2 separate regions of the Homo sapiens genome follow, and region 2 is linked to region 1. Evidence: chromatin loops called from intact Hi-C (ENCODE). Cell type or tissue: left lung. All regions are shown on one strand. Links, peaks and the distances in the headings refer to the core of each region. The heading gives the core; the rest is flanking DNA. Region 1 overlaps TLL1 (tolloid like 1). Region 2 holds the start of LOC105377521 (a long non-coding RNA gene).

Region 1 (12,646 bases), core at 5,149-10,148:
CAACCTGTCCTGGGTAGTTGTTATCACCAAACTGAGCATGTGAGTACAGATCTCTTGGTTTTGATTCTGCTTTCAATCGTCCGCCACACTCTGCCCAGGAAAGAAAAATAAGATGAGTAAGGTCAATGAGCTTTAACGGGTCCAATTTAAATTTCAGTGTAGTTTCAGTGTAGCCTAGCCATTGTCTAACTTCTGTTTCTACTTCCAGCGTCAGATATGTTTTCCACAACTGGAGAGTCAGATAGTGTCATGGGTGTCCACCCAGGCCCCAGACATGGACGACCTGGGTTGGAATCTCAGTCCCAGTGCCTGCTGGCTCTGTGACTCTGGGTAAGTGATGTCTTTGAGCCATATTTTTCTCAAGGGTAAAATACAGATGAAAATAATGGTACCAATTTTAGTGAGGTCTGAGAATTTAAAACATGAAAATCACTTAGAATCTACCACTTAGTAACTCAATAATTTTTAAAATTGTTCTACCTAATACTGTCTCTAGTCTCAAATAACTATTTTCATAAAGAAGATGCCAGAGTATTAACTCAAGTTTAATCGTAACAATTTAAGAACCCCAAATGCAAAGAAGTAAGAAGTAACTTAAAATTCAACAATAGATATAAAACTCCTCTGCGTGTGTTTGTGTTATATAGAACTTTCTATATAGAATATATACAATAGTAGTATTTTACTTCGATAGAAATATTTATCTCACTTGATGGGGAAAAACCTACATATATCATTAATTATAATTATCTTCGCAGTTCTACAACCTATCCAACAATAGCCTGTGTTTATTACATGAAAAAATAGTAAATGTTCCTCAAAGCTCCTTTAAAAAAGATAAATTAATAAGCATAGGCTATACCAGTTATTTTTGAGTGAACTTTGTTGCTCAAGGTAAATACACCAAAGAAATAAATAAGTGTCCATAAAACCTTTTAGTTAGTATAATTTAGAGAATAAAAGGTTTCAAACACACTTCTCAGGAACACTTTGTAGTCAGAGCCCCAAAGCTTTTTTTTTTTTTTTTTTTTTGAGAAGAACTCTCGCTCTATCACCCAGGCTGGTGTGCAGTGGCGTGATCTCAGGTCTCTGCAACCTCTGCCTCCCAGATTCAAGCAATTCTCCTGCCTCACCCTCCCAAGTAACTGGCACTACAGGCGCTCACTACCACATGTGGCTAATGTTTTGTATTTTTAGTAGAGACAGGGTTTCATCATGTTGGCCAGGCTGGTCTTGAACTCCTGACCTCAAGTGATCCACCTGCCTTAGCCTCCCAAAGTGCTGGGATTACATGCATGAGCCACCACACCTGGCCAGAGCCCTATAACTTTTTAATTACTGGAGATTAAATAAAGGCAGAAAGCCTACAATGCCCCACCAACCTATCCAAGCAAGCATGGTGGTTAGGAGGGAGATAAAAGAATGGGATATGAAAAGTGTCAGGAGAAAGTAGAGTTTCTTTCTGTCCCTGTTTGTCAAGGATTGAAAGAGTTTCCGGGAAGCAGGAGTTTCACTGCTAAAATGAGGAATATCCCAGGGGAAATCCAATGTGGTAAGATCTGGAGAAGCAAAACCACTGGATAGCCAAGTACGATTGTAATACTGTGATGGTAGTCTGTGACCAGATAGTCCTTAGTGAAGATGGTTAGGCAGCTGAAATTCTAAATTGGACTTTTCAGATTTGAATATAGTTTACCCATATTGTGGTTTGTTGACTTTTAAATAACAAAATATTTCTGAATTACGGGTATGGAACCCCTTTCACATATGTCTGAATTCATGTGTGCCCAAGCAAATCTATGGGCATTGTCATAAACAACAGCAAATTCAGAGACCTTTGTGTGACTAACATATGAAGGAACTTGCAGCTAGGGTTCCAATCACAAGAATGACTTCCCCATTGGGCTGTGTTACACAGTGAATGTAAATGTCCCTCCATCTTCCAAATGGTAGATGAGTATCTCACACAACCTACTGATAGAGGTGCCACTATTACAAATGTATTTATGTGAGGAAATATTCCTGAAAGCTGGAATACCAATTAGCCTTGGGATTTTATCTCCCAAGTCCCACAAACTGGAAGCCAAGCACCTTCCCTTTCCCACTACGGTGGTTTTCTTATCTCAGTAACTCCAAGAATTATTTGCCCCTTCTTGGGATGGAACTCCCAGTCAAATTGCCCAGGTGCAAATCTGGCTCTGTTCTTTACCAGCTGGGGGACTTTTTTCCACAATTTCTTTTCTAAAAAGGGAATCATCCATAGTACTCACATCATAGGGTCCAGATGAAGAGTGCTTAGGTTCATATATGAAAAATGCTTGAAAGGTGCCTGGCATAGTAAAACCCATATAAATTTAAGCTACCATTATTATTGTTATTATTTTCCTATGAGCACATGTAAATGCCATCATCTGTACTCTACGATCCACTCAGGTATGAAATGAAAAACCAGGAAAATTGAACAACAATTTAAAGCACTATTAATCTTCTATTAGAAAGGAAAAATTCTATTTTTGAAGGCCAGTAAAATATTTTGTGAAAAATATTTCTGAATTCAACATGTAAATATGTAAATCACTGTAATCTCATTTACAGATTTTTAAAAATTCTACCTCTTCTCCAAGTTTGAGAATTGACTGATATATTTTGCTTTCAGCTTTTTAAAATAGCTTCAGCACTTGCATTACTTTATTCCACAGCCCAGGAAGAGCTGCAGGGGAGGACCTGGAGATCTGGTACAGGCAGCCTTTTGTGTGTCTGCCTCACAGATACAAGTTAGCACCACAAAGACCAGGATCCAGAAGAAGCAACCCTTCGCCAGCCACAGCTGGGAATAAAAATCAAGGAAGAACTGAAGAAATTAAACAGAAGAGGAAAAATGAGTTCATAGAGGCTTTATGAATCTGAAAATCACTGGAAGTTGTCTTTATGGAACTTTATTAAACACTTCTAGAAAAATGGCCTACATTTAAAAAAAATGCCTTAAATTGCATTTAGGGACAACAAGAAGTTCCCCCCGCCCCCGGTTTTGCTTCTGCTTTCGTTTATCTGTTGCAGTGCACACCCTCATTCCTATGGATCACCGCTCAAACTAATAAATCTGGAATTAATTTCTAACCGTGACACACACACACACACACACACACACACACACACCCATGACAGAATTCAGTCCACAGGATGAATTTGTAAAGAATGAAATGAACATTTGAATGCTATATGCAAAAGAGGTGTGATTTTATTAAACTGTAATTACTGTTGCACCAACCTATAATATGCCCTGAGAGAAATTCCAGAATAAAATAGGCAGCCTGAGGGCAATTGCTTCTGAGTGTTTTCCAGAATCCTCCCGGCCACTCAAGCAATGGTCAATAGGTCATTTATTGTAATAGGTCATTTTAAAAGATGCTTTTTAAATACGGTGAACACATTTTCATCACAGATTTCATCAAATCTACCTATTCATTTACCAAGTCAGAAAAATATAAAACCAGTTATTTAGTATGTTGGCAATAGCATTTTTACAGCAACTAAAGAACAGCTGCCAAAGCGGTTCTTACAGAATTCTGAGAAATGGAAAATGAAGCTGAATAAGAAAGGTAACAAGAAGGGAAGAGAAGCCTAGGGTGAACTTCATTTTAATTTGGAAAGACAGGTTTGTTTATTTCCTGGTAAAGTATTAAACTCCAGGAGATACCTTGTAATTTGACCTATAAATGCTTTTAGTGAACATTCCAATTTAATTGATTTAGATCAAATAATTTCCTTTCCAAAGAGTTTAATAATATATTATTTTTGAATGTCATTGACAAAGAGCATGATGTTTTATGTTACAGAAAAGAAGTCCCAAGAGAAAATGCTTTGATTTTAAAAATTATTTTCTCTCCATGTTTCTCCTGTTTTTCTGTTTTGTAGCCATATCCTCTTAGAAAAGACACAGGATTTTTTTCTTTACTAAAGATTTGTTTCCTTTAATTAACTTATTTAAGACTGGAGTAATACTGTTTGTTACCTATTAAAATAAATTTGGAATTAGAATTTGAGCAAACTATCAGAGGAAAAAAGAACTCTTTCCAATTAAGTCCATTTTCCGTGGACTTTTTTTTGACTTGTAAAGAAAAGCAGCCATCATTACACATTACAACATTTCTAATCACCTAGTTCAAAAATTCATAGTGTTTGAAATTTTTCTTGTGCATAAAATTAAAATTGTATACAGAAATATAAATTTACCTAAGCAAATTAAACTGTATACTTAAGGATCCATCAAAAATAGCCGTCCATATTCTAGAAGACAGTAAATAATGAATAAATGCTTTATACACGTAGCAAATGCTGACAGATACGGTACTGGACTTGGCTGTCTTGTCAGCAGAAATTGAAAGATAAATTGAAAATCATAAGTTTAACTTATCAGACTGTAAGCTGTCAATAGGCAGGATTCCCTTCTATTGTCTTAAAAATTCCCACACATTTACATTGTCCAAAGCAGATGCAAAATAAATATTTGATGAAAGAGTAGAATAAATGAACCTGTTAAAGAGATTTTGAGGAGAAATAAAAGCAGACATAAGTAAGAGTATTTCAGCATGTATGACTACTAGAAAGTAACAGAAAAAAGAAGTCTACCAGAAAAATTCCAACCTAGCTGAAAAAACAAACAAGTAACATAAAAAATTCTCAGAATAATAAAGGAACAGGAATTGCGAAGCCAGGACTCTAATTTCAACTGTTATTAACTTCTTGTGCTATTTCAGTTACCATTAAATGTTTTAGCCTCAAATTTCTCATTTCTGAAATGACAGGGCAGGCTTAAAGAATATCCATGGCCCGTTTTGCCTAACAAATTGTGATTGGGGTTCCTCACGTGGGTATCTGAATGGCTGTGAATGAAACAGGGAAATAAAATGAGCCTAGTCACTTATATATTTTGAAAAGATTTACTTAATATTTCTATAAAGAAGAATTCAATCTTCACCTAATAAGAATGACAGTTTTATATTCATTTTCTTCCTAATCCAAAAGTTTTACATGAGAAAGTATTACTATAGTAGCAAGTACACTATCTTTGGAGACAATCAGAATTAGAATAAAATCCAGGCTTTGACACTATTTTAGAAACTGCAAATTAATCACCCAGATTTTCACTGTCTTTGTCTGCAAAATGAGGATAATATCTATGTCATACAGTTCTTTTGAGGATTCAAATATCTATGTAAACTATGTGTGTATGCCTAAAATGCCCAGTGCATTCTCTACCATTGGATCACAATACATGACTGTAGGGAAAAGAAAGAGAGATCAGACTATTACTGTGTCTATGTAGAAAGGGAAGACATAAGAAATTCCATTTTGACCTGTACCTTGAACAATTGCTTTGCTGAGATGCTGTTAATTTGTAACTTTGCCCCAGCCACTTTGCCCCAGCCACTTTGCCCCATCTTTGAGCTCACAAAAACATATGTTGTATGGAATCAAGGTTTAAGGGATCTAGGGCTGTGCAGGACGTGCCTTGTTAACAAAATGTTTACAAGCAGTATGCTTGGTAAAAGTCATCGCCATTCTCTAGTCTCGATAAACCAGGGGCACAATGCACTGCGGAAAGCCGCAGGGACCTCTGCCTTGGAAAGCCGGGTATTGTCCAAGGTTTCTCCCCATGTGATAGTCTGAAATATGGCATCGTGGGATGAGAAAGGCCTGACCGTCCCCCAGCCCGACACCTGTAAAGGGTCTGTGCTGAGGTGGATTAGTAAAAGAGGAAAGCCTCTTGCAGTTCAGATAGAGGAAAGCCACTGTCTCCTGCCTGCCCCTGGGAACTGAATGTCTTGATATAAAACCCGATTGTACATTTGTTCAATTCTGAAATAAGAGAAAAACCGCCCTATGGCAGGAGGCGAGACATGTTGGCAGCAATGCTGCTTTGTTATTCTTTACTCCACTGAGATGTTTGGGCGGAGAGAAACATAAATCTGGCCTATGTGCACATCCAGGCATAGTACCTCCCCTTGAACTTAATTGTGACACAGATTCCTTTGCTCACAAGTTTTCTTGCTGACCTTCTCCCTATTATCACCCTGCTCTCCTAGCGCATTCCTCTTGCTGAGATAGTGAAAATAATAATCAATAAAAACTGAGAGAACTCAGAGACCAGTGCCAGTGCAGGTCCTTGGTGTGCTAAGTGCCGGTCTCCTGGGCCCACTATTATTTCTCTATACTTTGTCTCCGTGTCTTATTTCTTTTCTCAGTCTCTCGTCCCACCTGATGAGAAATACCCACAGGTGTGGAGAGGCAGGCCACCCCTTCACATGACCTCTATTAAGATAAAATTAGATCATCTCAATGGAATGTTAATCATAATGCAAACACCGCAAATGGCGTGCACGGGCAGAAGTCATGCAAATTAGGGAGTTATGGAGTTTTACTGCTGTAAGTAACCTTGGGAGTATTATTTTACAGATGAGAAAACTGAGATCTGAAGAAATGATCTTTTCAAAAGTTTCCTGCTAGTTAAGGGTTCACTTGTAGCAGGAACCCAGATGTACCAACACACTGGGACATAATGGAACCTCAGTTATCCCACTTACAAGGGGTAAAAAGAGACAGTATAAAAGTAAGTTTTTATAAAACTAAGAAAAAATACATAATCTTAAAATACTATATCATCAGCTATTTAAACAGTTTTGACAGTATATTTTCACACTACCTTCTTGGAACCTATGATGACGATATTTTCTAAAATCTGATGAACTCTGCGCTATCAGTGAAATATTGATTAAGTAATAGGATTTTATTTTTCCACCCCTTCATTAGGTGACAAGTTATAAGAAAAATATTCAAAGAGTAAATGTCAAATGTGTGGAAAATCTCTCATTAGCCTGACATTTCTCTGGTCCATGTAAGATTTTCCTCATGCCATAATATTTATATTTATATTAATCATAAGAAGCAATTAATTTGCATTATTGATAGAAGACCAATGATTACTATTATTAATCAGATTAGTATCCTGACAATATCTTTATCACAGACTTCAATATAAATCTAATGCTCATAATAAAATATACTAGAATGAAAAATAATGTTGGATAATGGAATAGTTAAAATTATGAATTACAAAATCAAGTGAAAGAATAAAAACAATCTGCAGAAATTCATGACAAAATTTCACTAAAATTATTTCATGGATGAATTTGTATTGTTTTTATACTGTGTTTTCCACCAAGGCAAATTTCTCCCGTGTATCAATCGTTTATGCATCAGCAATGCCACTAGGTGTCAGTATAAGCTAAATGACTAGCTAATATACATTTAACTGATATACTGTCTTAACTGAATGAAAAGGGCACATTCTCTAGATATTTTATGGAACATATAACTAAACTGTCTCCAAACTATAAGTAATGTTACTCTATATTTTTGTCTAAAATTTTTCATATTTTTCTAAATTAAATTCTATTTCTTTAAGATTTCCAGAGCAGTTAGTCGAAATCTGTAAGAGTAAATTAGAGAGTAGGATTAGGCAAAAGATCATGTTGCATACCAAATAAACAAAGGAAAAATAGAGGCTCTGTCAAATAGATCAGTCTTAAACTTATTTATAAAAATATATTAATGTAAAATCTAGCTAATCAGATAGGTTATTAGATAAAACACACATTTTTAATAACAAGCCATAGATTTCTATCTGTTAAATATAACATGTAAATCAAACTGCTAATGTTAATATGAAATACATTGTATAAATATTTAGGTACAGTTCTACTTAAACAAACTGCACTGTTCTACTTAAACAAACTGCACTGATCACAAATCAGACAGAAACTAGGGTTTTCCTAAAACTCAACAACTGCAAAGATCTTTAGGTAGGATGCTGTATGGTTCTGCAAATATTTCACAAAGTGCTTCAGTGAAATTTTATCTGCTATGCTTGGAGATTTATTTACAATCCTATTATTGAACCAAATTCACCAGAAGAAAAACCTGGATCTCAGTCAAAAAAGAGAAGCATGACTTGAATTTGCTGACCTGTAGAATGTGTAGCTTGAAAGCCTTTTCTTTGAACAGATGCATCAGAAACAAACCGAACAAACATTTTATTTCCAGTAGCCACAAGGGGATCTGGTATCTTGTTGCCACACAGTCGTCCAAGAATCGGTGACTTTTCTGTTTCTCCATCAAATACTTCTAAGTGGTCATAAGCACATTCTTGATGCTGCTCAATCTCAAATTCACTAAAGGCCTTTTTTAAAAAGAAGAAATAATTTTTTTAAAAAAAAACAAATCACTCAAAATGAGATAATTTTTGGGACAGAAATACATATCAATAAAATATGTTCAGGGCATACTAATAATTTAACACATTTACAGCATAATTAAGAAAGGTGAAATCAATAAAATATGTAATCTCTAAAAAGACACAATGAGGAAAACAATGTAATAACTTCATATGAAATTCCACTATTTGGCTATTAAAACCAATTCTACTATTGCAATTCAATCTCAGAATTTAAACAGAATATAAAAAATGGTATTTTATTCTGAATTTAATCCAAAGGATTCATCAGAAAATTTCAAACAATCATATTAAAAGATTGGGTCCTTCTGGGTTTGATAATCATAGAACCCGTTGAACATTATCCTACCCTTAGGCACTTAAACTAAACTCAATAAAGTATTATTATATTTTTACAAAACTTAAATGCAACAAATCTTCATAGCATAAATGAAAGGAGAATAATTTTCACTATATATTTGTTTATTTAGCTCTTACAAACCATATCATTAGCAAACACTGATAATACTTAATGCTAGAATATTTTTAATTTACTTTTCATGTAGATGGTACACTTATTTTAATATTGGACATCTTGGAGAGTTTGAATGCTTTGCTCTTATTTATGACATTTAAAAACTATTCTAATTTACCTGTGTTGTAATTTTCATCTGTGTGACTTAGCACATTTAAAATAAAAAATAATTAAATGTATAACACACTACAGATCACAAAGCAAAGTTTAATTGAGATGGACTGAAAATAATATTGTCCAAGCTATTAATAATTACATAAATTACAGGTTATTTGCCATTGCCAAAGGCTCTTTCCTTTCCCCAGAAAAACCATCATACATTGAAGAAATAAAGCCGCCATTCCTACTTAAGTCTATAGAAGAAAACTAAAATATTATAAAGCAAATAAACATGAAAAAGTATGAAATATATTTCAAACTTTGTTAATTTGCTATAATCCCTCCAACAAAATATTGGCACATAAATTTTAATATACTTATTTTCTTTGATACAGTTTTACTGAAGTGATCATAATGTTCAGTCTAATTGAAGACATACAAAACAAAAGAGACTAAAAATTGCTCTGTCTCAGTGTGAATCCACTGTCTATTCCATACCACACTACATCACCCACTATCACTTCTGACTTCGGAGGAGTGAGGAAAGAAATGAAATAAACAATTCATATTAACTAGGGAGTAGAAGAAAGGAATGGAGTTACTTAACGGAAGAAAGAAAAGGGGGAAAAAAAGCTGATCTCTCTTTTGTCTCTTTCCACTGCACTCTACTTAAAAAGTAGAAATAAAAAAAATTATAACCAATAAGCATTAGAGTAATTGTTTGTTATAATCATTATGGATGAAAAGGAAGGCTTACTTCATTTGATCAAAGATACTGGCTAGTACAAAAAGACTGAACATACCACAAAGAATCTCACTGGAAAGAGAAGACAGCGTAGGGAAATACAGTGAACAAGGAGACATCAGTAGAGTCTATTTATCCTGAAGCACAACATGCAAAGCAGGTGATAACTGAAGGAATGTGTCACTTGTTAATCTCTGTAACCCAGTGGAGTACACACATTGCGTAGGATGCAGAAGATTCTGAATAAGTATATGGATGTTTGCATAAACCTGTCAATGTATTTACCCAAAAACCTAGCTGACGTTTATGGCCAACCTCAAGTATGAAAATTCTACAGACAGGGCCTACTAAATCTCATTTTCTGCCTCTCATGAAATAGCAGTCTGCTTCTATTACCATTGTGTACATATATACACTCCTAACATCAGTTTGTAATTGATAGGAAACCACTATGAGAAAATTGGCTTAACCGCACCTAGAGTTCTTTACTAAATATGAAACTAAGCTTCTGAATTATAAATATAATGTTATTTCAAGAGGAAAAACATTGGTTCAGGAAAAGAATATCTGAAAACCACTGCATGTTGAGCAAGTATCTCTTTTGATTGTGATTTAAAGTCACTAATCTGTAAATATAAAGAGCAAAGAACCAGGGAAACCTGCTGCATAGAAGAGAGTATTTTAAGAAAGTTGGAGGTAGTGGCATTCTAAAGTATTTGCTATAAGTAATGGCTAAAGCTGGAATCAGAGTTTACAGACCACACATGTTCAGTCCGTTGATTGGTCCATTGAAGACTGAATGAATGAGATAAATAGGTGACTATTTTTCTTCCTAATGAAACGCAGGACGTCTGGCCTAAATCATAACATCTGCTTAACAGAACGGAGCAACACCACACAAAGTAGCATTGAGCTGGTGTGCTGGGGGCCATACTGACAGCTGGTCTGGTGCCAACTGGCTACAGCTCTTTATCAAATTACTGGTGGAATCAGACTGAGTCTGTAAGAGTCATATTAGTCAAAGGTTCCATAGCTGACATATACTCTAGTAATGCAGACAACTCTCATTCATTAAGGTATTAATGAATTTTCTTTTTGGAATAGGTAGCAACTTGTTAGGTCAAATGCCAAGGCTGGGTGGTCCTTTTCCAGAAATCAGCCTGAACTAAAAGCTCCACCACACACAAGCAAAGGTGTGACTAATTCACAGGCTGAGATCTCGGAAGTCTGTCCCTTGTATAGTAAAGATACCCACACAGAGAACCTTCCATACACAGTGACTTTACATCAACAGAAAATATTTCCAGGCCATAGAAATGTATTATAGGAACTCTTCGGAAAGGAAAAACTTCTAAAATATTTTTCAGAGTTCATGATGACAAGGTGTGATATGCCATTTATCACTTTATTCTACAACACAAGCTGAACCATGAATCTCAATATCTAAATAATAAAGAATGTGCACATTTCCAACCACCAGGAACCAATGCCGCAGAAATGTCCCCAGAAGACACTTAGTTTCCCGAAAAGTCTTGGAAGTTCACAATGGAGACAGGATAGCCAGCAAGGCTGAATGTATAAAGCTGTAAGGAACTTGGATTTCCACTCAAGCACTATCTTCCTTTGGTAGACTTAAATATTTTTCTTAAGTGTTTAAGACTTTATAAGTATTTGGGTATTAAAAAACTTTAAAGCATACTCATTCCATGATTATATTTCTATAATTTCAGGGTTACTAATCTGGGTTTTAGAAAGGCCAAAAATAAAGTGAATAACCATGGGCCCTAGTCAGAAATCCTAATGCATTTCCCACAAGACAAGCAAGCTAAGAGATTAAGGAGTCCAATTCAAAAGAAATAAAATTGAACTCTCGTTATAGGCTGTGGAAATAATAACTTTATTTCTGGAACACCCAAGCAAGCCTAATCTACCTGGCTGGCCCCTGGCCAGGCTTCCAGACGCTGTTCTCTCATATGAACATCTGTAGAGGTTCTTTTATTGAACATACAGGCAATAGCTAAAGAATGAGGCCTTACAGAGTAACTGCATATATTCACAAAGGACAAGATAGTAAAATGATAGCACTTAATGCAGAAATAAAATTTAGCAAGGGTGAACATTTAAACTAAAAGAAGTAAAGAGACTGATGCAATTTGAGCAACTGTAAGATAAGCTTTAGAGGTCCCCAGTCCCAGCCATCTTTCACCTTATCCTGTTTTTGGTAAAAGCTGGCATTTGGTTTCCCACAAAATATTTGAAGGATTAGAGGCCACTGGAAAAAAATGGCGTCATGGAGTACAAACCTCAGTCTCCTGATTCAAAAGAACCTTTTTTCTCCATGAGTCCTCTATAACTGTGATCAAATATATTTTTATGGATTTATGATGGATAATTATTTAACAGTTGTAGATGTTTTTGTTTTTTAAATATCCCATATATAAAGCTATAACTTGTAACTGTATGTTATATAGCAGAACTCCAAAACTCAAGGATATGATAAATCAACTAAAAATGATAGAAGCACATTAGCTTATTGAAGTATGCTTGGATGCCTAGAACTTTGTTTGTTTGTATTTTGTTTTGAATGAACATTAATTCAAAAGGTAAAAAGGTACCCTCAAATTTAATGATCAGAGTCTTTCAGAACCAAGACAGGATAAAAACAGGGATAACAGATACTTGTACTTACACATTTAGAACTTTGTCCCTTTTCTAGCAAGAAGACTTTTTTTTCCCCAAGCATCTTTTGACTGCAATTTCTTTGTATTTTAAAGCTATAATCATGCAGTCAGTACCTCATGCTTAAATAAACACACACACGCATAATAAAAACAAAGCAAATGTGTTTTTTGTGTGTCTTGGCTGTAGCAGACTGCCAAACATTTAATGCCTTAAAACAACACAAATTTATTCTTCTACAGCTGTGGAGGTCAGTAGTCTAAATTGGGAAGGCAAGGTTGTGTGTTTCTAGTCTAATTCTCCTCCCTTTGAATCC
Region 2 (12,646 bases), core at 3,890-8,889, 230 kb after region 1:
ATATGTTCTACGAAAAATGATCATTGTCGGCCGGGCATAATCCCAGCACTTTGGGAGGTTGAGACGGGTGGATCACCTGAGGTTGGGAGTTTGAAACCAGCCTGACCAACATGGAGAAACCCCGTCTCTCCTAAAAGTACAAAATTAGCTGGGCATGGTGGCACATGCCTGTAATCCCAGCTACTCGGGAGGTTGAGGCAGGAGAATCGCTTGAACCCGGGAAGAGGAGGTTGCGGTGAGCCGAGATTGCACCATTTCACTCCAGCCTGGGCAACAAGAGCGAAGCTCTAACTCAAAAAAAAAAAAAAAAAAAAAAAAAAGGAAAAAAACAAAGAAAGAAAGAAAAATGATCATTTTCACTTTAGGAAATGAGGGAAGGATTTATATAGCAGATGCTACATGACTTGGACCTAAATAGAGACTAAGGAGAATGAGGGAGAATGAAACAAGTGGCAGCAAGTACCTTTCTGCCTTCTTTGATGCTCTGTAAATTCTGTTCATCCTTTTCAGCCTTATTTTAGCCTCACTTAATCTGTAAGATAAATGTGGAAAATATACCTTGGATACTAATCATATATTTTTCCCCAAATTTACCTAGACTTTCAACTTTCTGCATTTTCACTTTTTTGTTGTTAATAACAGTGAACATATTAATGCATTGTGTGCACTAGGACATTTGGTATAAATAATACTCATTGAAAATGGATTTTACACTTAAACACTTAAAAATAGTTTTTCAATGTTTCCGAACTACAGTTGCTATGGAAATTATAAATGTTATCTTCACTTAGAAAAACTGGAACACTTCATACCTATTCTTTAGTGCTATCACATTTAACAGTGTTCCAAAAACATGAGTTCAAAGATTTTTTCCAGAAAAAAGGTAAGATTTCTTAGTCAAATAAACCTTGTCCTGGAAATTTGTAAGCTATATATATTTAATATACATAGGATATATATTTTATATTTAATATGTATTATATATATCAAATGTATTTAACTATCTCAAACTTTTTGACAATCTCTTAAAATTTCTGTTCCAGTGATTACTTTTTGGGAAACATTCCTATAGATATTTATACACAGCAGTAATATTTTATACTCACACATATGACACAATATATTTATAATGTTCTGATATAATTATATAACTAAGTAAAAATAGATACGTGTATGTATGTAGGTATGTAGTTATTACTGGAAATGTAATTTTGCTTAGATTTCAGTATAGGGGATTTGAGCATGGGGATCTCATTATGTCCTAAAGATTCTATTAGATAAACTCTACCAATATAATGACAAAATATTTTATCATTTAGTCAATCAATAGAATACAAAATTTATCGATTAAATTGGGCCATATTGTGACTTGCGTGCTTTGATTGTCTTTCTTCTTTCTTCTTTTTTCTCCCTTTCTCCCTTTCTTCATCTTTCCCTCCCTTCCTTCTTTCCTTTCTTTTTTAGTTTTTTTGTTTTTTTTTTTTGGTAAGGAATTTAGTTTAAATAGTTCTAGAGATATTCTTTTGGCTCTAGCATTCTAAACTTTTTTAAAATTCATTTTTAAACTAAATAAGAATATTGTAAGAAACACTAGAGGTTTGCATTTGTTTTCTTTATAATATTTGGCAGTACTGAGCTAGTTTCCAATTTTGTAATTAGTAATTTTGAAAATAATTTCAATTAATCACCCAATATAATTCAACTAAACTACAATATATATGATGAGGGGACATAGAATCAAAAGTTGTATTAAATTTAAAAACATTAGTTATTTGACTCTTTTAATAATTTTTTTATCATGGATCATCAGAATCATAGCAATTAAAATGATCTTGTTCAACTCTCTCATTTCTAAAATGATTGAAATCCTGTTAATACCTTGTAGATCTGCAAGAGTGGCAGGTAGCCAATAAAAATCTTAGCTATTTTCATGTTCTTTGGTTTTAGGCTCCACTTTTTCCTTTAAGTTTATGAGTCAGGATCTGAGCTAGATGACTGAGTCTTCATTCATCACAAGTTCTTTATAATATATGTGAATATTCGAAACTATTTGAGACTCAATGCAGCCTGCCATAGGGAGCAGCATTACTTAGCTATGTCTCCACATGCAAAAGGAGATGGATAAAGATACTTTCTTTTATATGATTGATGAGGGACAACTGAGCAATGGCATTATATTCTCTATTTCTCATGTTTATTAAGTCATCTTATGCCTGAAACAGAACTGGTCACTTGCAAGCTCTCTATGATGCAGAGAGAAATTGATAACAAGTTTAATGCTATTCAAAGATTATATGGCATAATTTGTTCCTGTAGTTATTTTACTGCTCTATGAAGAAACTGACCCATAAAGTAAACCAATACTGTGAAGTAAATTCAGTTTTACTTTATTTCCAACTCAAGTCAACCAGCACTTTGCTGTGTACTCCAAGGAATAAAATAAAAAGGACATGGTTTCTGACCTAAAGAAAAGTACACTTTTATAACATAGAAATAGTCACCTACTAGCTGATTATTTGACTGCCATGGAAATCCAAAATGGCTTCACCACCATAAAATGAAGAGTAAAAGGAAAAGTATGTTTTAAGTTTGATGTTTTCTATGTCTGTTTTAATTCGTTCTTTCATGAACACAACACTAGGTAGAATAGGCTCTCTCTATTACTTCCTTCATAATTAAAGAATAGTTTGTAAACATTATGCTACATAAATCAAATGCTAGATATCCAATCTCCCTTCTAGAGTAATTTTATCATCTACTTTGTTGATTAGCTAAACTGAAAGGTGCACTCAATTTGGCAATGTTGGAGAAAATATTTTGCTTCTATTAACCTGTCAAAGAGTGTTTGCTCATAAGTGTTAAACTGCTACAAGAAAAATAAAATATTCAGCCTTTTTTTGATTGTTTGGATCATATTTTTTATCACTTAAAATTATGGTTTTATTTGCTACCTTTGATAAATATTTCTGAGTGCTAAGTGTACTAAGAGTTAGGGCTAGCAATATGGAATCTAAACAATTTGAAGACTTATCTCAGATGACTATTTTTTTAATTTTTTCAGATTGTTTCATTTTGTACAGGGATTAAGAAGAGTGATTTTTCCACCAGTGGAAGTTCTTTTTTAGAAAGATGATGCTTTGTCATCTGAGATGCTTGGTTCTTTCATGGATATTTAGGTTTTCCCCATGTCTTGAATCAAATTTGAAAATTTTATTTTTCTTAGAAAAGTATGGACCCCATTTCATTTGTTTTGTCAATGTTTTCAAATTTGTAAATACTTATGTGTACAGTGTTTTATCATTTCTCTGTTTTGGTACATCTCATGCCTTTTTTGTTCCCAGTTTTATAAATTTCGTATTTTACTTTATTAAACTAGTCAAAACATGTTCTTTTTCTAGTTAATTTATCTATTTCTTTGTTAATTCTTTTTAATTTCATGTTCATTTTATTGAAAATTGTTAACATCTTAAGTCTCCAGTTCATTTATTTCCATTTCTTCAGGAATGAGCAGATTTATGATGATGTAGTATACATTTGGAGTTCAGTTGCAGGAAGCAAAAACTGTTCTATTTTAAGCAGAAGGAAATCTGATGGAATTGTATGCTTAGAAAGATCTTGGAAGGCCTGGAGAAACAGGCTTGATTCTAATTCAAGAACGACCCCAGAATAAGATCACAAACCTGGCCTGCCGAGGGAGGCACCCATTGGATAGACTCAGAGAAGGAAGAATTAAGCTATCACTGGAAAGGTTGACTTCAAGAACACACCCCTTTAGCTTTGATGCAGAAAATCAGGAAGATGTTATTACCATCACATCTTCCTCTGAAGGAACTCTAGAGAACTGCTGCAGAAATAGTTTCTACCCTGAGAAACTGCCTCAGCACCAGGAAAACGCCTCCTTGACTTTCATCTTCTAGACCTCTGCTGCCCAACACAGCAGCCACTAATCACATGTGGCTACTGAGTACTGGAAATAGGACTAATCCAAATGGAGACATGCTCTAAGTTTAAAATACCACAAGATTTCAAAGACATAATGGGGAAAAAGAAAGAAAGAAGGTAAAATATTCCAATTTTTAAATCTTGATGACATAATGAAATGAAAATATTTTGAAATGTATTCAATATTAAATATATTGGGTAAAATAAAATGCATTCTTAAAATTAATTTTTAATTTTGGCTGTTTTCTTTTTGCCTTTTGTAATGTGACCACTAGAAGATTTAAAATTGTATAGGTGGCTCACACTATATTTCAATTGGGCAGTGTTGTTCTGGAACTCATAAGAACATATCTCTTAGCCAAATCAATTTCACACCCAAAAATTTAGGTGCAACAAAGTCATGGAAAAGTAGATTTTAGCCTTCTAGTTTCTGTCATTCAGAAAAATCCCCCTAACTGGAAGCTGAGAGATACTCAGTGTGCTAAGCCACTATATCTTCCACATGAAGTTTTTTGGGTTTTTTTGAGACAGTCTCGCTCTGTCGCCCAGGCTGGAGTGCAGTGGCGGACTTGGCTCACTGCAACCTCTGCCTCCTGGGTTCACGCCATTCTCCTGCCTCAGCCTCCTGAGGCAGGAGAATGGGACTATAGGTCCCGAGCTGGGACTATAGTTGCCTGCCACCATCCTGGCTAAATTTTTTTTATTTTTTTAGTAGAGACGGGGTTTCACTATGTTGGTCAGGCTGGTCTTGAACTCCTGACCTCTTGATCCACCCGCCTCGGCCTCCCAAAGTGCTGGGATTACAGGCATGAGCCACCGCGCCCGGCCCACATGAAGTATTTTTTAGGAAAAAGTTCAGGCAATACTTCATGAGGTTTAAAACTTAGTTTTCTCATTGCAATGATCTTTGATACTATGTAGTTTTATTGTAATTTTATTTTATTTACCCAAAATTATTTAGAATATTTATTTTTTAATCTTCCAGAGAGCTTATTTTTTTAACTTCCAAGTACTGCATTTAAAATTTTAAGTTTTCTTTACCAATTTATTATTAATTCTTATTTTATTATATTTTTGTGGTGTAATCAAATAAGGTAGCCTTGCACATTTTTTGTGTGTTTGGAATATAGTCACATTTTCTTTGTAGTCAAAATACAACCAGCTTTTGCAGAAGCCTCATGGGCATGTGAATGGAACAGGTTTTTTCCTACAGAAGCATAAAAAACTGAATTTGTATGTGTGAATGTCTTTATTTACATTAATCAAACTGTCAGCACCCTTGCTTTTGGTCTTGCTTTGTTGTTGTTTCATTTTGTTTTGTTTTGTTTTGGGCATGACACATCTTTTAAAGACAGGGATATGTAAACGTCGCCAATTTTGCTAAAAATGACTTACAATTAGGAAACAAAGTAAAACATTTAGCATAGGAGCAAAATATAGGCTGGTATGAGGTAAATCTAATTAAAAAGGTAATAATAGGAAACAAGAAAGTTTTGTAAAAAAAAAATTTGTCTGTGAGGATTGGAAAAAGGCACCACATAGGACAAGATATTTTATGTGATTTAAAATAGGAGGATTTGAGATTACAGAAAAGGAGGAGTTACAGCCCATGAGAGCAAATAACGATGGGCTTGTGACAATATAGTGAATGTTTGCCGAACCTAATGATACAGGTTTTCTGGAATAGAATTGTATATTGGGAAAAACAGTAATGTTGAACGATGTTTTCTTTTATTTTTAAATTTTATTTTATTTTATTTTTTTGAAATGGAGTTTCACTCTTTCACCCTGGAGTGCAGTGACGCAATCTCGGCTCACCGCAACCGCCGCCTTCTGGTTTCAACAGATTCTCCTGCCTCAGCCTCCCAAGTAGCTGGAATTACCGGCACCTGCCACCATGCTCAATGTTTTCTTGTATTGGTTGAACATTTGTATTAGTTCTCCTGGAAATACCTTTTTTTTAATAATCTTTGACTAGTTTTCAATTGAATTTTTTGGATTTCCCTTAAGGATTTGTACTTCTTACATAATCACTGCAAGTATTTTCCCCATGTTTGTTATTTTCTTTTTAATTTGTGTGACATATTTGCGACATACAGAAATTTTCATTTGTGATCTCAATTTAATTGCTCTTTACTTTGTGATTTCATTTTACTTCATGAAAGTAAAATGTTCATTGCTAAAGTTCAAATATTATGTGCACTTTGCTTTCTGCATTCTCTGTGTTTTTCCTAATTTAATAAACTGGGAAATCAATTTTCCTAACACATTCTTATTAAATATTCTTCCTTTCACTATAGTTTGTGACACTAAAGTCTACTTTTCAACTATAGATCCTGTTCTTTGGAAGTACCTGCCCATATAATTCTGGATCTACATTGTTCTAATCATTTTGGCTTCATATTATATATGTTTAATATGGTATATAGGGCCAGGTGTGGTGGCTCACACCTGTAATCCCAGCACTTTGGGAGGTCGAGGCAGGCAGATCACCTGAGGTCAGGAGTTCCAGACCAGCGTGGCCAACATGGTGAAACCCCGTCTCTACTAAAAATACAAAAATTAGCCAGGTGTGGTGGCGGGCACCTGTATTCCCAGCTACTGGGGAGGCTGAGGCAGGAGAATTGCTTGAACCCGGGAGGTGGAGGTGGCAGTGAGCTGAGATCGCACCATTGCACTCCAGCCTGGGCGAGAGAGCGAGACTCCATCTGAAAACACACACACACACACATTTTTTATATTTATATTTATTTTTTTATATATAGGGGACTATATATACATATATATAAATATATATATATATAAAATATATATAGGGTCCCCAAACCCCTAGCTGTGGACCAGTACCTGTCTGTGACCTGTTAGGAACCTGGCTGCACAGCAGGAGGTGAGGGGAGAAAAGTGAGCATTACTGCTTGAGCTCCTCCTGTCAAATCAGCAGGGGTATTCGATTCTCACAGGGATACGAACCCTATTTTGCAAACTGCACATGTGAGGAATCTAGGTTGCACACTCCTTATGAGACTCTAACTAATGCCTGATGATCTTAGGTGGAGCAGTTTCATCCAGAAACCAGCATCTCCACCCCGTCTGTGGAAAAATTAACCTGTCTCTGGTGCCTAAAAGGTTGGGGACCACTGGTATATCATATATATTATAGAACATACATTTTATTCAGTATACAGTTATTTGCTAGCACTATTCTCTCTTTAATCTTCTTGTTAAAAATGCATTTAGCTGTTTTTCCCTGAACTTCTAACAAGTTTAAGCTATTGAAGCATCCATGGAGTTTTTTTTTTTAAATTATATAAAACTACAGTTAATTAGGAGATAATCAACATCCCTATTCTAATATTTTTATTCAGGAACATGTTTCTTGTATTCATTTAAGTGAGCTTTATTGTCTCTCAGCAAAATTTCATACTTTTTTTCACAGAGTCACTGAACTTTCTTGATTAAAGTTATTCTTAGGCATTTTTATTGCAAATAAGTGGGATATTTTCTAACAGAATTGCTGGTAGCATATTTAGCTTTAAATTACAATCTGTGGACTCTGATTTTTCATCATTGTCACAGCCTAATTTCTTCATGTGATTACGAGGCACTCAATAAATAATAAAGATATGATTTTTGCCTTCCTTTAGTTAATGCTTATTAAAAGGGTAGTGAGTTTTGCTTACACACAAAAAAGTATTCTTCGGACCAAATTCATGTTCTGCCTTAAGTTTCTCAAGACTAGTTCTATTACAATACTGAATTAAGAGGCAGTAGAGGAAACGTTGGAGAAGGGTAGTTTGTGCTTCTCCTTGGCCTCCAGTTACTTATTCTGGAAAATTCTATCTTAGTTCTCCCAGTGAGAAGACAATAACTCTCCTTCGCTAGAAATACTACACAAATGTAGGAGAGAAAGGAAAAAACATATTTGTTTCTCATTATCTCTTTTACATATACCATCAGTTTGCATCAGCAGATGGGTCCACAGCAATGGAGTTGTTCAGGTAGGCCCCACCCTTGACTATTAAAATATTGACAGTCAAACAATAATGTTACAATGTGAAGTTTATTGAAAGGATAACAAAATGAGCATTTTCATTACAAATTAAATGTCATTTTAAATGTACCACATCAAACTTAATTTGTCTTGTTTTTATATATTGAGGTAGTTGTAATTCAAAGTATTAATGCCAGTCAGTAAAGCATATACCAATTAAACTTGGATATTTGCATACATTCTCTGTAGGTGTCAGCATTGCTTTGTAATAGTCTTATGCACAGAACTGTGTTTTCATCATGTCATAGGATGTAACTTTCATGTTAAATTCTAGTTAAACACCAGAAGGGCCTCTCTAAGTCTCTAAGACATCTCCTGGATTATTCTGTATTTCTTAATCACAAATGTGACTGAATGATTAATCAGCTTGGAAAAAAATGGATATTTATTGTCTTTCTTTAGGCATGGATAAGTACTTTCAAGGTTTTACGTGGCATTCTCTGGATATTAAAATAAGATGCTTTGAAAATATACAATACAGCATACATAGAACCTAATTCTATTTGGCATATTTAGAAACGACATTCATTATTTATTGTCGGGAGAACAGTTAACATAGCATTCTATGGAGTGATTTAGATTGCAGACACCACCACATCACTGTTTTCACAGTTTGAACTAATTATACACAGACTTTTTATTGGATAAAGTTATTAGGATTCAATCTAGGGAGTGCCTATTTAAGAAGGAAAGACATATACAAATTTATGTTCACACTAGGAGGGTATCTATTCTTGGGGCAATTTTCTGATTCAGAGACTTAGAGATGAATGAAATCCTAAAGTAGTAGAATCTGAATGCTTTGTGCATACGAACTTGCACCTGCAAGCAGTCCTGCTATGGACAGCCTCTGTCATGAGACCTGTATTCATTGTGTACATGGCTCTCATTCTCATTTTTTTTTTTTTTTTTTTGAGATGGAGTCTGGCTCTGTCACCCAGGCTGGAGTGCAATGGCGCGATCTCAGCTCGCTCACTGAAACCTCTGCTTCCCAGATTCAAGCGACTCTCCTGCCTCAGTCTTCCAAGTAGCTGGGATTACAGGCACATGCTGCCATGCCTGGCTAATTTTTTTTTTTTTTTGTATTTTTAGTAGAGACGAGGTTTCACTATGTTGGCCAGGCTGGTCTCGAACTCCTGACTCTGTGATCTGCCTGCCTCCGCCTCCCAAAGTGCTAGGATTACAGGCATGAGCTGCTGCGCCCAGCTATGGCTCTCATTCTCTACAGGATGGTGGATAATACAAGCATGTTGGAATTACTATGGAGGCACAATGCTTACAAGAAACCCAACTTGCAAAACTAAGATTACAGGTATTTATAATTGTAAATGATTGCATATTATAAATTGTAAACGACTACTGTAATTAAAAATGTAACAGAGAAAAATCAAGGTCTCAGAAAGCACATAGCCAGGTGTAACTATTCAGTGTGGAAATCATTTTTAGTAAGGGACAATAAGCCTTTCTGTTCACCCAGTTTCTTTAAATGGTACTCTAGTATCTAGCAAAGTTACTAGCTGCCTTCTTCTATGTAATGGTGTGAGAAAATGTTAGTAAATACTATCCATTTTTCCTTCAGTAAATTATGCCAGGATAATTTTATAATCTATTTTGCAGCTCCTTCTGAGGTAGACATTCTTTGGAACATCTGCAATAGAGTAGTTCAGGTGTGAAAGAAATCAGGAGCAGTTTCTCTTTATATACCACACAACATATGGACTCTCACTTGTAGCTGGCAGAGATGCTTCTGCAAAGAAAAAAAAAATAGAAATTTCCGCCAAATTTCTCCAGAAATTGAATCCTTATGAACCAAATTTGATTATTTTCTCATATAAAAGTGAAATTAAAAAATGTGACATACGGAAACACAGTATTTAGATAATGCCACTCAGAGCAGCTGATTGCCAACATGAAGGTATTTGGAGGGAAACTTTTAGAAAGGTATTATCATTCTAGGTTGGAAATCCAAAACAAAAAACTTTTTTTTCTAGTATTCATTTAAATACAATTAACTTTTGATGCATTTTCATGAGAGCCATTTTCTGACTCATAAATGCTTACAAGATAAGAGGATCATCTTCTAGAGTCTAATGGTCAGATAACAGTAAAACAGTTTTGGTTGTTTGAATCACTGGGACAGAAAGTATACAATGTCAGAGCTGGAAAGGACCTAAGGGACAATCTAATCCAGTACTTTCCTCCTTATAGGTTAGAAAACTAACTCTCAAAGAGACTTAACCATTCACCCACAGTTTCACAAGACTAGTTCCATCCAGCTAGGCCTCCTGGTTGTTATTTCAGTATTCTTTTCATTGATCCCAGAAACCTATCGATCAGTTTTAGACTTGGAATGTCTAAACAGAGTCAGATTGTACCACTAGATATGACGGGTTTAGGTGTTTTAAATAATTTATTCAATTAAAACTCAAAGTAGATGTATGTATTTACTAGTTGCCCTTTAGATAGAATAAACGAACTTTGGAATATTTTAGTGAAATACCACAGTTTCACATAAAAGCAGCCTTAAAAATTAAGGTAGCAATTGAAGGAATAACTAAATTGGGCCTAATCTTTGGTGTTCATGTGTATTTTGATACTATTTTTGACAGAAATTTCCTTTTTCCTAAATGATTTGTCAATAGTATTAATTATGACTACTGAATTCTCTAGACTGATTGTTAAATATCCTTCTACAAAACAGAAACATACTGGAATTTCTGTGTGGGGATCCATACATATATTTTATTGGAATTCCCACAATGTTCTGCAGGTCTTTAAAAACAAAAACTGCACCCGAGGAGATTTCTACTGATAGACCTATATTTACACCAACTTGTTTTATTACACTTGCAATTCATACAGGAGACTCCATTTCTGATACTTGTTAGATCATATTATCACTGTCCGTTGAACATAACTTTTAAAACATTGTGGCTGAAACTTGGGTGAAAATAGATCACTTTTTTTTTCCTGGCAACAAATCTCTATGTTAATCAAATTTGCCAGTTGAACTTATTTATTGTTAGATTGTGTCACAAACTAGAACCCACTATTCAAATCCCAGAGGGCACATATGCTTAATAACATCTTTTCTTCATCATGAATATATTTCTAGGATGACTATGTAGTCTCACTTCCCGTGGACAGTCTCGGTTTCTTCCTCTTCCTGCATAATAATAATAGCATCCCTGTCACTATCAAAAGATGATAATATATGATCAGTATAGTGATAATGCAAACAAGAAAAGTACAGTATATGCAATCCTCCTATGTTCAAAAAAGGTAAAACATGGAGGAGGTTCTGCTTAGAGTTTATGTGAGTCTGATGTTGCTGCTATAATTTAAAACAAAGCCTCTTGTGGCTTCTGCCTATGTACTTTACTATTGTTCATAGTCATAATGAGGTTATTTTGGGGGTCAACATGTTATTTGTTCCACAAAAGCTTCAGTTTAGCCTAGGAATGATTACAGTGGATTGCAAGGTCAGTGTTGCTAATAATCTTTATCTTTTCTCTCTAAAAAGTTCTGACTCTTTTCCAAAAATCTACATGCTATAGCTTCTGACCTTCTTTCATTACCACAGATACAAAGCTTTTCTGCTTTCTCCTTTATTCCTTATCATAAAAGAACATCTGAGGGAGTTCTGAGTTAAAAGAGCTTTCAAACATTGGCCAGCATCTTCAGACAGTACAGTTGGCAAAAAGCATGGTAAAAATAGCTCATTTACATCAGCCTCTCTGTCAGGACTACTTTAAAATTAGCAATACATTAATTTTTATATATTATGTTACTTGAGCTTATAATCTTGAATTATTTAACTTGAGGTTTGGAGATGATCGAGGTTGACAGTAAAAGATAATTCATAGAACCATATGTAATTACACCGTTTAACTTGCATTTTAGGAGAAAAAAATGATATCTCGATTGCTGCCGGATGTTGTAAGATGGCTGATAATAATTATAATACTAATTTGCTAACTGGGCTCTGGCAAAGGGGCACTGTTTCTTCCCATGAAACTGTGTGGCGTGTCTTAGCAGTCACAGCAGTCCTGGCACGAAAGATCATGAATGAAAAATTCATTATCTTAGGGGCATTCCAAACATTCTTATACCTAGAATTCCTCCGGATCATTACAGATTAATAGTGGCTTTCTGTGTGTGTGTGTGTGTGTGTGTGTGTGTGTGTAGTGTATGGCTATATGTGGCAATGTGTATATGGGAAAGAGAGAGAAAAAAAATAGCTTTTAACCACATTCACATGCCTGGAATGGCTCTTGCCAACCTAACCACCATAGTAGCTCACAGAGCAAGAAATGATTTAAGAGGAAAAAAGGGTTTCCCTTCTGAACTGGAAGATACAAAGGAAGATACAAGTGACAGAAAAAATTAATACAATTAAAATGTTAATGTACAGTAATAGTTTTGGTATAATATATCCTTAAATAAAAAAAGGAATCTATATGTAATTTTTCATATTGCTTAAAAAAATTCATGATAAAATATTTCATTTGACTCGTGCTATATCAATGTAACATAAGAGACTCAGTTAGAGGACTGCGTGATTTTTCAGAATTCAATTAGAAACCTGAAAAAATTAAATTCCTTACAGTTAATACTGAATTATAAATAAAATATCAACTGTGTCAAGGAATT

The links. A loop is a pair of places that touch in the nucleus more often than their neighbours do. Peaks named below come from ENCODE experiments on the same cell type or tissue, not always from the same donor. Only the 100,000 strongest peaks of a DNase experiment are listed, where the experiment ranks them.
Region 2: a loop joins it to region 1, with 8 times the contacts of the local background. A loop is called at or near these places in 12 of 110 quality-filtered maps.

Annotation. Positions count from the first base shown.
Region 1 is chr4:166,086,721-166,099,366 of GRCh38, reverse strand. It overlaps TLL1 (tolloid like 1), which reads right to left. Exons shown (of 21, transcript NM_012464.5): 19 at 8,026-8,239; 20 at 1-90. Among named protein-coding and RNA genes, the nearest start is that of TLL1, 220 kb to the right of the region's middle. In left lung, for the core only: CTCF peaks have their summits at 7,052 and 7,253 (motif pointing right); no DNase peak of the experiment used is centred there.
Region 2 is chr4:165,850,948-165,863,593 of GRCh38, reverse strand. It overlaps LOC105377521 (a long non-coding RNA gene), which reads left to right and starts at 7,890. Exons shown (of 3, transcript XR_939420.1): 1 at 7,890-7,940; 2 at 9,222-9,305. In left lung, for the core only: no CTCF peak of the experiment used is centred there; no DNase peak of the experiment used is centred there.